Regions from separate parts of the Homo sapiens genome. Here region 2 is linked to region 1. The links are chromatin loops, found by intact Hi-C in ENCODE. Cell type or tissue: right lobe of liver. All regions are shown on one strand.

Evidence for each region. Hi-C counts contacts between places; a loop is a spot of excess contacts. Peaks named below come from ENCODE experiments on the same cell type or tissue, not always from the same donor. Only the 100,000 strongest peaks of a DNase experiment are listed, where the experiment ranks them.
Region 2: a loop joins it to region 1, with 2.8 times the contacts of the local background. A loop is called at or near these places in 12 of 110 quality-filtered maps.

The regions. Positions count from the first base shown.
Region 1 is chr18:74,366,201-74,371,200 of GRCh38, reverse strand. No RefSeq gene overlaps it. Among named protein-coding and RNA genes, the nearest start is that of LINC01922, 41 kb to the left of the region's middle. In right lobe of liver, no CTCF peak of the experiment used is centred here; DNase peaks (open chromatin) are centred at 2,010 and 3,080; H3K4me3 peaks cover 1,254 bases; H3K27ac peaks cover 2,126 bases.
Region 2 is chr18:74,478,844-74,483,843 of GRCh38, reverse strand. No RefSeq gene overlaps it. Among named protein-coding and RNA genes, the nearest start is that of CNDP2, 15 kb to the left of the region's middle. RefSeq lists a cis regulatory region at 3,127-3,805. In right lobe of liver, no CTCF peak of the experiment used is centred here; DNase peaks (open chromatin) are centred at 2,663 and 3,283; H3K4me3 peaks cover 275 bases; H3K27ac peaks cover 2,379 bases.

The DNA of each region.
Region 1 (5,000 bases):
TCCTGTTTGGAACATTCTGCTCTGTTCATATGGCTGCCTCTTTCTTACCACTGGGGACTCGGCTCAAATGCCACTTCAATTTAAAGGTGGTTCTCCCTTCACTTTCACCTCTAGGGTCCAGAGAAACTTACACATATGCAAATCACACACAAACAAAAACAAACAAATGACAACTGGGGATGATCCAAATTCCTTCAATAGTGGACTAGATAAATTATGGTAGATTCATATGATGAGACTGTATATCTAAATGAAAATGGATAAACTACAACTAAGGCATTGACAGGGTTGAACCTCAAAACATAATGTTGAGAAAAAGAAAAAAGTCACAGAAAAACACATACAGTATTGAGTCCATTTAGATGACATTCCGATGTACTGTATAGAGATGGATACATCAGTGGTGAAACTCTAAAGAAAAGCAAGGGCGACCCCTGGAAGAGCTCTTAGGAAGCTTCTGAAGTTCCTGCGGGGGTCTGTCTCTCAGCCTGGGTGAGAGTGCAAGGTCTCTGTTTCATTATTATTCACTATTATTCTTTCAGTTGTACACATGACTGCATGAACTCTTTTGAATCCATTATATTCTTCACAATAAAATTTTTTTAAAAGAAACAAGGGGAAGATGGAAATATACCAAGTGACATAGTGGTATTTGCTCATAATCATTGTGTGAGTGGGAACAGCATAGCATCCTCATATTTCAGCTCCCTCCCTGACAAGTGAAGGCGCTGGGCTCACAAGGAGGAAGATCCCTTTCTGTTCTGTGTCCTGTGACTCAGTCAACCGCAGGCAGGCTTGACAGAATCTTGAGGGGACATCTGGGGCATCTCCATACTCTCCTTGCAGAATTACTATTTAATTAAAACCAGTTCAGGCAAGAGAGAACCAATCTGATTTGGAAACCCCACCCCTCCCTTTCCCCAGGAAGAAATTACACAGCCTGGTTATATCATCAGCTTTAAGTGTCTGAAAATTCTTTCTCTTGACTTACACAGATTTTCCACAATTTGGAGCCTCTCTCCAAACAATGTTACAACACATTCAAGGCTGGCAAAATTTTGGAGGACTAAATCTAAATGGAGCTGCCTGTCAAAATGTCACAGTTCCCATAAGACAATGGAAATCTATATTCTTTCCTAGACACGACAGGGCCAAGATGCTACAGATAGGGGAGGTGTGTGTGTGTACACAGGTCTGTGAAGAGGTGAGCAGCAAGGAGTGCTGGTTGATGTTCTCCTTGGCCAAATAAAGTTGTGAAGTTGATGGCAAATGCCATGTTCAGTGATCCCTGAAAGTAGAACCTGCCTGCTGTGTGTTAGTATTCCTATCCGGCAGGGAAACTCAAAACCATATGTTTCAATATAAATATTTTCTGATAATTTAGAGTAAGTATTCTGTTTCTCAGAGCCCCAGAATGGAACCGCACTTGAAATCAGGTTAACTAGAGCTAAATTTAATCATTGTGTGACCCGATTGACTATATGCAACCTGGGGTATTGAATATCCTCCTTTATGTTGTTTTTATTCTCAATTTCATCTACTTATTTCCTTAGGGACCACAGAGCAATAGTAGGCAGCAAAGTAATGAAATGTGGTAAATCTGGTTAAAGAGAAATTTAACTAAAAATACTTTCCTTTGTTTCATCTCCACAGCCTTGTACATAGTGTGGTTTACTTTGGTTTACAAAGTCCTAAAGTTCTTGGGAGGAAAATGGCTGAATTTATTGCTCTGGGAAATACCAAGCTTACTCAATTTTACAATATATAAAAGTTCTTTGTTTTATAGATAAGCCATAAAAATCTCAGTTGTAACCATTAGCTGTCATTTACACTGGGAGCCGTAGCAAGTTTACCACATTTCCTGGGGACCTTCTGAGGCGGTGGATCACATGGCCACGTGCGTCGGGGGCTCTGTCAGTCCCCCGGCTTCCCCGCCTGCAAAACAACTGCCTGGCTGGGGACTGGGGATTGGCAGGAAAATGTGTTACTGCTCGATGGACTTTGGATCCTTGATCACAATCTCTGAGGGCCAATCATCTCTGCTGATAACTGAGGAGTGTTTACGCTTGTTTCTCAAAAAGTTCTCAGTGCTGTAAACTAGGAAGATTTCAGGGCACTGGCCCAAGCCGATTAAGAGTGATTCCCGAGGACAACAGAGGAGAAGTGGGGAAGGCACTCCCTGACTATACAGCTAACTTCAGGAGCGGCTTTTCAAATAGATCAGCTCCAGGCACTGCCCTCAAAGCCTCGGTCACCCCTGAGTGAAGTGAGAAGTGAGTTTACATGGGAACAAGGAAGGACAGAAAAGACGGAGAGCTACTAATCTGAAGAAAGGTTTTCAAAGGAGTTGTATGTACATACAGCGGAGACTGCTGACACCCATGAAAATGACCATGTGAACGTGCCTTCTAGGTCCTTCCTTTAAATCACATTTTTCTGTTTGTTTCGTTTTTTGAGACGGAGTTTCACCCTTGTCACCCAGCCTGGAGTGCAGCGGCACGATCACCGCTCACTGAAACCTCCATCTCCCGGCTTCAAGCAATTTTCCTGCCTCAGCCTCTCAAGTAGCAGGGATTACAGGCACACATCACTATGCCCAGCCAATTTTTACATTAAAAAAATTTTTTTTTTAATTTTTTATTTTTTGAGATGGAGTCTCGCTCTGTCACCCAGGCTGGAGTGCAGTGGCGTGATCTCCGCTCACTGCAACCTCTGCCTCCTGTGTTCAAGTGATTCTCCTGCCTCAGCCTCCCAAGTAGCTGGGATTACAGGCGCCTGGCTAATGTTTGTATTTTTAGTAAAGATGGGGTTTCACGATGGCAGCCAGGCTGGTCTTGAACTCCTGACTCCTGACCTCAGGTGATCTGCCCACCTTGGCCTCCCAAAGTGCTGGGATTACAGGCGTGAGCCACCATGCCCGGCCTAGATCACGTGTTTTTAAACACTTCTTGAAAGTAGCGACATACTGTGTGGCTTAGCAGGGAGAATACCGCGCTAAGCATTGAAAGATCCGATTCTTGCTCTGTGTGTCACCGGCCTGCTGAACTGACCTCAGGCAGAGGTCACCTTGCCTCTCACAGCCTTGGCTTTCTTTCCAGGCTGCCAGGCATGGCAATACCACATGGCTCCTGCCACCCAGGACTGGCTCAGGAGGCCAGCACGGCCCAGAGAGAAGTAAAAGGGCAATTACAAAACCAAGAAAGTCCCGTGAAAGGGAAAAGACAGGGTACTGGGAAGGGGGCACCTAACCCTGACTCAGGTTGACCAGGCTCTTGTATGTTAGCAACACTGGGGGGAGTTAACTGGGGAAAGAAGCCCTGGCATTTTGTCATTTCCCAATCTTGAGATAACAGTTAGATCAGTGTTTCCCATGGAGTGGGTGGACTTGGTAAGAACACAGGTTTCCCCAGAGTTTCTGAGGAATCTGTTTTGGGTAGTAAGGCTTCAGAGCTTTGTTCTCCTCCTATGCAAAGTGAGGTGAGAGTGAGCCCAGTCTAATTTGCACAGTCTAATTTGCCAGACATTTTCTCATATTTTTCATATGACTGTTCTCAAGGGCTTACCTAGCCATTTTGCTTGCAAACCCTGGTTCTTGACCTTGTTCCTACACTGCACCACTGTGTTAGTTATCTATTGCCATGTAACAAATTAACCCCAACATCCAGTGGCCGAAAACAGCCGTGAATATTTATTCCTTGCTGTTTCTGTGGGCCAGGGATTTGATTGAGGCTTGGCTATGGGAACAGATGACACAGGCCACACGCAGAGGAAGGTGGGACTCCGTGGGAGCCATCCTGGAGGCCCGCAGTAACCCTGCTGTGATTAATAAGATGCTGGGTGGACTTGCCTCCCATCTATCCATGTTTCCCGTTTTCAATACTGACCATAGCTGTGAATTCTGTTCCCCCATCCATTCTTAAACAATCAAACTTTTTGGTGACTATCTCCTGCTTTTCTGAGTCACTTAATTTTTGGAGGGGGGCATTTCCCCCTCCCTTTAAAATTGAAGATATGCTCGGTCCTGGCTCTTTCTTCATAGTGCTTCCTATTGCGCACTGTAACAACTTGCATTTGCTTTTCAAGTGAGGAAAGGAATAGTTTTCTGGTGTACTCTTGTTCTCTAGTTAATCCTGAAGAAGACACATAAAATAGTAATACCTTAGATTCCCGTGGGTCACAAGTAGCTCCATCATGGAGCTTCCTTCACCACTCTTTGTCCTCAGGTCTATCTCTCAGCATCTTCATTATGTGGATATCTGTTAAACTAAATTGGAAACAGAGAGTATGAGCTATTGTTATTTTCTGGAACTCACATGAGTTGATTTTTTTAAAAAGAGGCCCTCAAAGTAAAAGCCATGCAAGCCAGCTGCAGACCTAAGATCACAGCTCAATTCGCGTTCTTATCACTAACCATGTATAGTATGAACTTCTCTAATAGCCTCATATGATTACATTTCATGCCACAGCAGGTCATATGTGAGGCTTACAATCTAGTTCTACTAAGCTGTGGGTGTATTGGTTGGCAACCACATTGTCTGAGAATTCTGTTTATTTCTAGGACTTTTCAATTCACTCAGAAGTTAAAAATTGCAATACTATCTCAGGAAAGCATTTTATAGTCTTACCATTATATGAAGTGATTTCCATCTTGTGAAGAATTTCCTTATTAATAGACACATTTTCCTACATAAGTAATGGATCTGGAAGACAATCATTTCTTGTTCCACTTTCTAAACTTCCAAAAAAGGAAATACATTTCCTTGGAATCGTGCTGGATCTCTCCCCTGCAAGCGGCTGTCCAAAAGACGACCAGAATTTATCAATAACAAAAACAGGATCCCCCCACTCCAGGGCGAAAAGAGCTCAGCTTGTTGGACAGCAGATTGGACAGTGGAGGCCCCTGTTCCTCAGCTGTGGTCAGAGGCCCCCCACCTGCCAGGCCTCCTTTCCATTTGTAACCCTTTATTTTTCTTACTTTAAATAGACCACTTGTTGGCTGG
Region 2 (5,000 bases), 110 kb before region 1:
TGCAGTCATTAAATCGAAGAAAAATGCAGAAACGCCCTTTAAAAAATACCGTTCAGTCCAGGTGTGGTGGCTCATGCCTGTAATCCCAGCACTTTGGGAGGCCTAGGTGGGTGGATCACCTGAGGTCAGGAGTTCGAGGCCAGCCTGACCAATATGGTGAAACCCCGCCTCTACTAAAAATACAAAAATTAGCTGGGGTGGTGGCGCACATCTTTAGTCTCAGCTACTCAGGAGGCTGAGACAGGAGAATTGCTTGAATGCGGGAGGTAGAGGTTTCAATGAGCCAAGATCCTGCCACTGCACTCCAGCTTGGGTGACAGAGCGAGACTCCGTCTCAAAAAAAAAAAAAAAAAAGAAACAGTACCGTTCAAAAATTGTAATGCTTAGCAGTTCACAAAGTACGTTTCATTATTCATTTCATTCTTCGATCCTCAGAGCAAACCTCGAGGCTATATTTTTTCCTCTGTAATCTGCCACCTTTCTAGTTACTTTCATTTAACCTGCATGTGTGGCAAGCTGAGGGTGGTGGCTGAGAAGAGGGGCTGTCTTGTCTACATTTGTGAAAACATCCTTGTTAGGCTTTCCAAAACCCTGAAAGGTGACTGGACTCATGCATTTTTGTCTTTTATTGAAAAAAAAAAGACGCTCAACATAAAAAAGTTAACTTTGGCAGAATTTCCAAAATATAGTTTAATTCTCAAAATGTAGTTTAATTTCCATTTGGCATTTCTAAGCACGGCTTCACAAAGTCCCCCATTTTTTGTATTTCAAAGAGAAAACCGTGAACTTCTTGTTGGGAGAAATGGTAGCACTCCACTTGTGGTTAGAGGTTCATGTACCTGAATACATGAAGAGAGAATTTATGTCATGCTGCGGCCCATCACACGAAAGGAGACTTCAGGAAACACACAGGTCGGAAGCGGGCAGCTGCCCCATGAGCAGCACAAGGGGAGCTTTGAGAATCCCGGGCTCTCACACGGATGCCCACGCTGGGAAGGTCTGAGATGGCCGGTGGCCGAGTTTACTTATTGGGTTCTGTTTTCATGTATGCATTGTATTATGACAATAGCTTGAATAAAATGATTTATTTTTATCATAATCATTTGCATCTATTCTACTCTACTAATGTATTTTCATTACCATGCCGTTGTGAGCTTCAAGCTAATTTTGAAACTTTGCAACTAATCATGCTGATTGACAGGTTTGTCACCTTCTACAAGGTGACAAACTGTCAGGATTCATCTGTGAGCCTGGGGTGAGCCTTCTGGATTTATGTCATCCCTAGATACTGCAAGAATGCCATTATTCATTTCCCATTTATTTTTTTAAAAATCCAAATATTTGAAGGTTATATTCACTAATTAATCAGGAAAAAACCTTTGTTTTATGTTGAATCTTGCTTGTCCTCACTCCTCGTATTGCATGGATTATGTAGAAAAGAACTGAATGCTGGATTTAATTATAAACATACAACACTTGTTGCAGCTTACTTCAGATTTAAAATAAAGGGACTAAAACATAATAAAAATATATATGTGTTCACCCAAAATTATACTCATTAATCAATAACTCGTAGTAGATTTCTGCCAAAGCATCTCTGTTGTACTTACTGTTTCACGATTTTTTATATCATCACTATTTCTAAGCCAAGGTGGTTTATTCTTCTGCAAGTAAAGGCAGTTAAGAGATGATGGTTTCAATTTCCCTGTTTTATTTTTAATTAAGTATTATTATTTTTTTTAAACAGGGTCTTACTCTGTCACCCAGGTTGGAGTGCAGTGGTGTGATCTCAGTTCACTGCAGCCTCCATCCCCGGGTTCAAGTGATTCTCCTGCCTCTGCCTTCTGAGTAGCTGGGAGTACAGGCATGTGCCACCATGGCTAGCTTATTTTTGTATTTTTAGTAGAGAAGAGGTTTTGCCATGTTGGCCAGGCTGGTCTCAAACTCCTGACCTCAAGTGATCTGCCTGCGTCAGCCTCCCAGAGTGCTGGGATTAGAGAGGCATGAGACACTGTGCCCAGCCTAATTTTCCCTTTTTGATGGACTGACTTTCCAGTTACCTTCCATTTTCTTATTTGAGAAGAGAAGGGTATATTTGGGGATTTAAAAACATTCATAATTTCTACACCTTTTATTGGCAGTTTGAAACTATTTTCCCAACTTGCTTTTTATGTGAGAGGAGAAAAAAGCACTAGCCTGTTTCAGAATATAAACAGCTTTAAAACCCTTGATAAGGGCTGGGCGCAGTGGCTCACGCCTGTAATCCCAGCACTTTGGGAGGCCGAGGCACATGGATCACAAGGTCAGGAGATCAAGACCATCCTGGCTAACACGTTGAAACCCTGTCTCTACTAAAAATACAAAAAAATTAGCTGGGCGTGGTGGCGGGCACCTGTAGTCCCAGCTACTCAGGAGGCTGAGACAGGAGAATGGTGTGAACCCGGGAGTTGGAGCTTGCAGTGAGCCAAGATTGCGTCACTGCACTCCAGCCTGGGCGACGGAGCAAGACTCCGTCTAAAAAAAAAAAAAAAAAAAAAAAACCCTTGATAAGCAAAGGGAAATTGAAACCATCAAAAGTTCCTGCAAATATCCAAAGTTCTGTGTGCTTTAGGTGATAGCAGTCTACCCAGGGCCAGAGGAATGGAAGAAAGCAGGAGGCAGGCCAAACGCCAGCCCACGCCCTGTGCCTCATGTGTTACCACACAGAGTCCGCAAGCAGAGACCGGAGATTTTCATTCCTTCTTCGGACATAGCAAAATAACCAAATGCATGAAGAAATGTTCACTTATGTGACTGCATTTTCTGTTTGCATTCAAATACTTGGCACTGTCAGTGCCCAAGTAAGGTTTTCAAAACAATGTTTGGCTCAGAAACATCACTTACCATTAAGTCTGAGTCAAATCAATGTATTACCTTTCCTGGACCCATTTGCTTTAAGGTCTTGCATTTAATTAGGAAATGAAAGCCACGCTGAAAAATCCAGGCATAAACAGGCAAGTTGCAGTGTTTTTCTCTCTCAGTACCTTACAGTCAGCCACACACTGGAGACTTGGTTTATCAAAGTAATTTATTTCCATGTATTTTGGGTGCCTGGGGCTGTGGTAACAAATTGCACAAACTGGATGGCTCACAAAACCCAGAAATGCATGGTCTCACAGATCCAGAGACCAGAAGTCTGAGGTCAAGTCACTGTCAGGGACACGCCATCTCTGCAGCCATGAGGGAGAACCCTTCCTCCCCAGCAAACCTCAGGGCTCCTGGGTCACGTCACTCCAACCTCGGCTCTGTCTTCACATGGCCTTTGTCCCTGTGTGTCTCTGTGTGCCCCTCCTCTTCTTATAAGGACATCAGTCATTGGGTTTAGGGCCTGCCCTAATTCAGTACGACCTCATTTTAATGAATTACATCAGTAAAGGCCCTATTTCCAAATAAAGTCCTGTTCTGAAATCCAGGTGGACGTGAATTTTGGGGCATGCTATCCTGAGTCACGTATTATTTACATAGGGTTACAAAGCAGATTCTGTGTTCCTGGCCTCCTGAAACCACTTTGACTCAATCCTCCAATGGCTCCTATTATGGTTTGGCTGTATCCCCAGCCAAATCTTATCTTGAATTCCCACATGTTGTGGGAGGGACCCTATGGGAGGTAATTGAATCATGGGGGCAGGTCTTACCTGTGTTGTTCTCGTGATAGTGAATACGTCTCATGGGATCTGATGGTTTTAAAAAGGAGAGTTTCGCTGCACAAACCCTCTTCTCTTGTCTGCTGCCACGTGAGACATGCCTTTCACCTTCAGCCATGATTGTGAGGCCTCCCAGCCATGTGGAACTGTAAGTCCCTTAAACCTCTTTCCTTTGTAAATTGCCCAGTCTCAGGTATGTCTTTATCAGCAGCGTGGAAACAGACTCATACAGCTCCTATGCCCAACCATGTCTCACGCTGCAGAGTCAGCCAAACAAACCCGCTCATGAGCAATGTCTAGGGCAGCTGAGGGTTACTGGTAGTTCTAAAAGGAAGAAGAGAAATAAAAAGAGGAAGAAAAATTGGTGGGAAATGGGAAGAAAAGAATGCTTAGCGGAGACCAGAAATTGTAGCCAGGAGATGACAGTGCGAACCCCTAGCCGAGGGGCTGACTGTCAGGGCACAGCAGCCTCCCCTGGGCCAGGGTGAGAAATGAATACCCCAGCCACCCACAGTATCGCGGGTGAGTTGCTTTAAGCAACTCATGTGAAGCACAAAAGCATGAGCGAAATGATGCCCAAGACCGGGTCTTCCAGTAATTTCACTGCATGGAACTGTAGTATAGAAATGCTAGTTCCGTCAGGCATGCGGCAGATAACTGCCATTCATCCACGGAGTGTTGGGAGCAGGGCTGGGGAGTCCTGGCACAGATAGCACAGAATGTACAGCCTCTGCCAGCCCACTGTCTAGAGCCTCGTGGCCCTTGAACATAGGAGTCCCTCCTTGGAAGGCCTAAGAACACAACCAGTTATCCACACACGAGAAGCAAGGATGGCTTGTCAGTGACGCTTGATTGATGGTTGATTAGCACCAGAGAGAGCCCAGCCTGTGCTACGATATTGAAGCCGAGTCATAGACGTTATCTACCATGAAATCAATAAAATTTAAGTTGCAGGGCTCCTCCCCAAAGGCTCCTTCTAAATAAGCATTCACTTTTGTGCTTCATTCTTTTACGTGTAGTTTTGAGTTCCTTTTCTTAGGGCAATCCCTAAATTGCAAAACCTTCATGTTGCACAAGCCTGATTCCAGCCTTGGGCTAATTAAGGAGGGTGGAGCTGCTCAGAACCATCAGGCAAAGACAGCTAAGGCACCTGGGTCCCAGCTGCTGCAGCAAATCACTGCCCAGGATATCACATGGGCCCCATTCTGGAGGCTTCTGCCATCTCCTGATTCAAGTCATGATATCTATTTCCAAAAACCGTTTAGCTCTTCGTTGTACTTAATTTGACAAAATAAAATTTAAGAAACCATCTGCGTC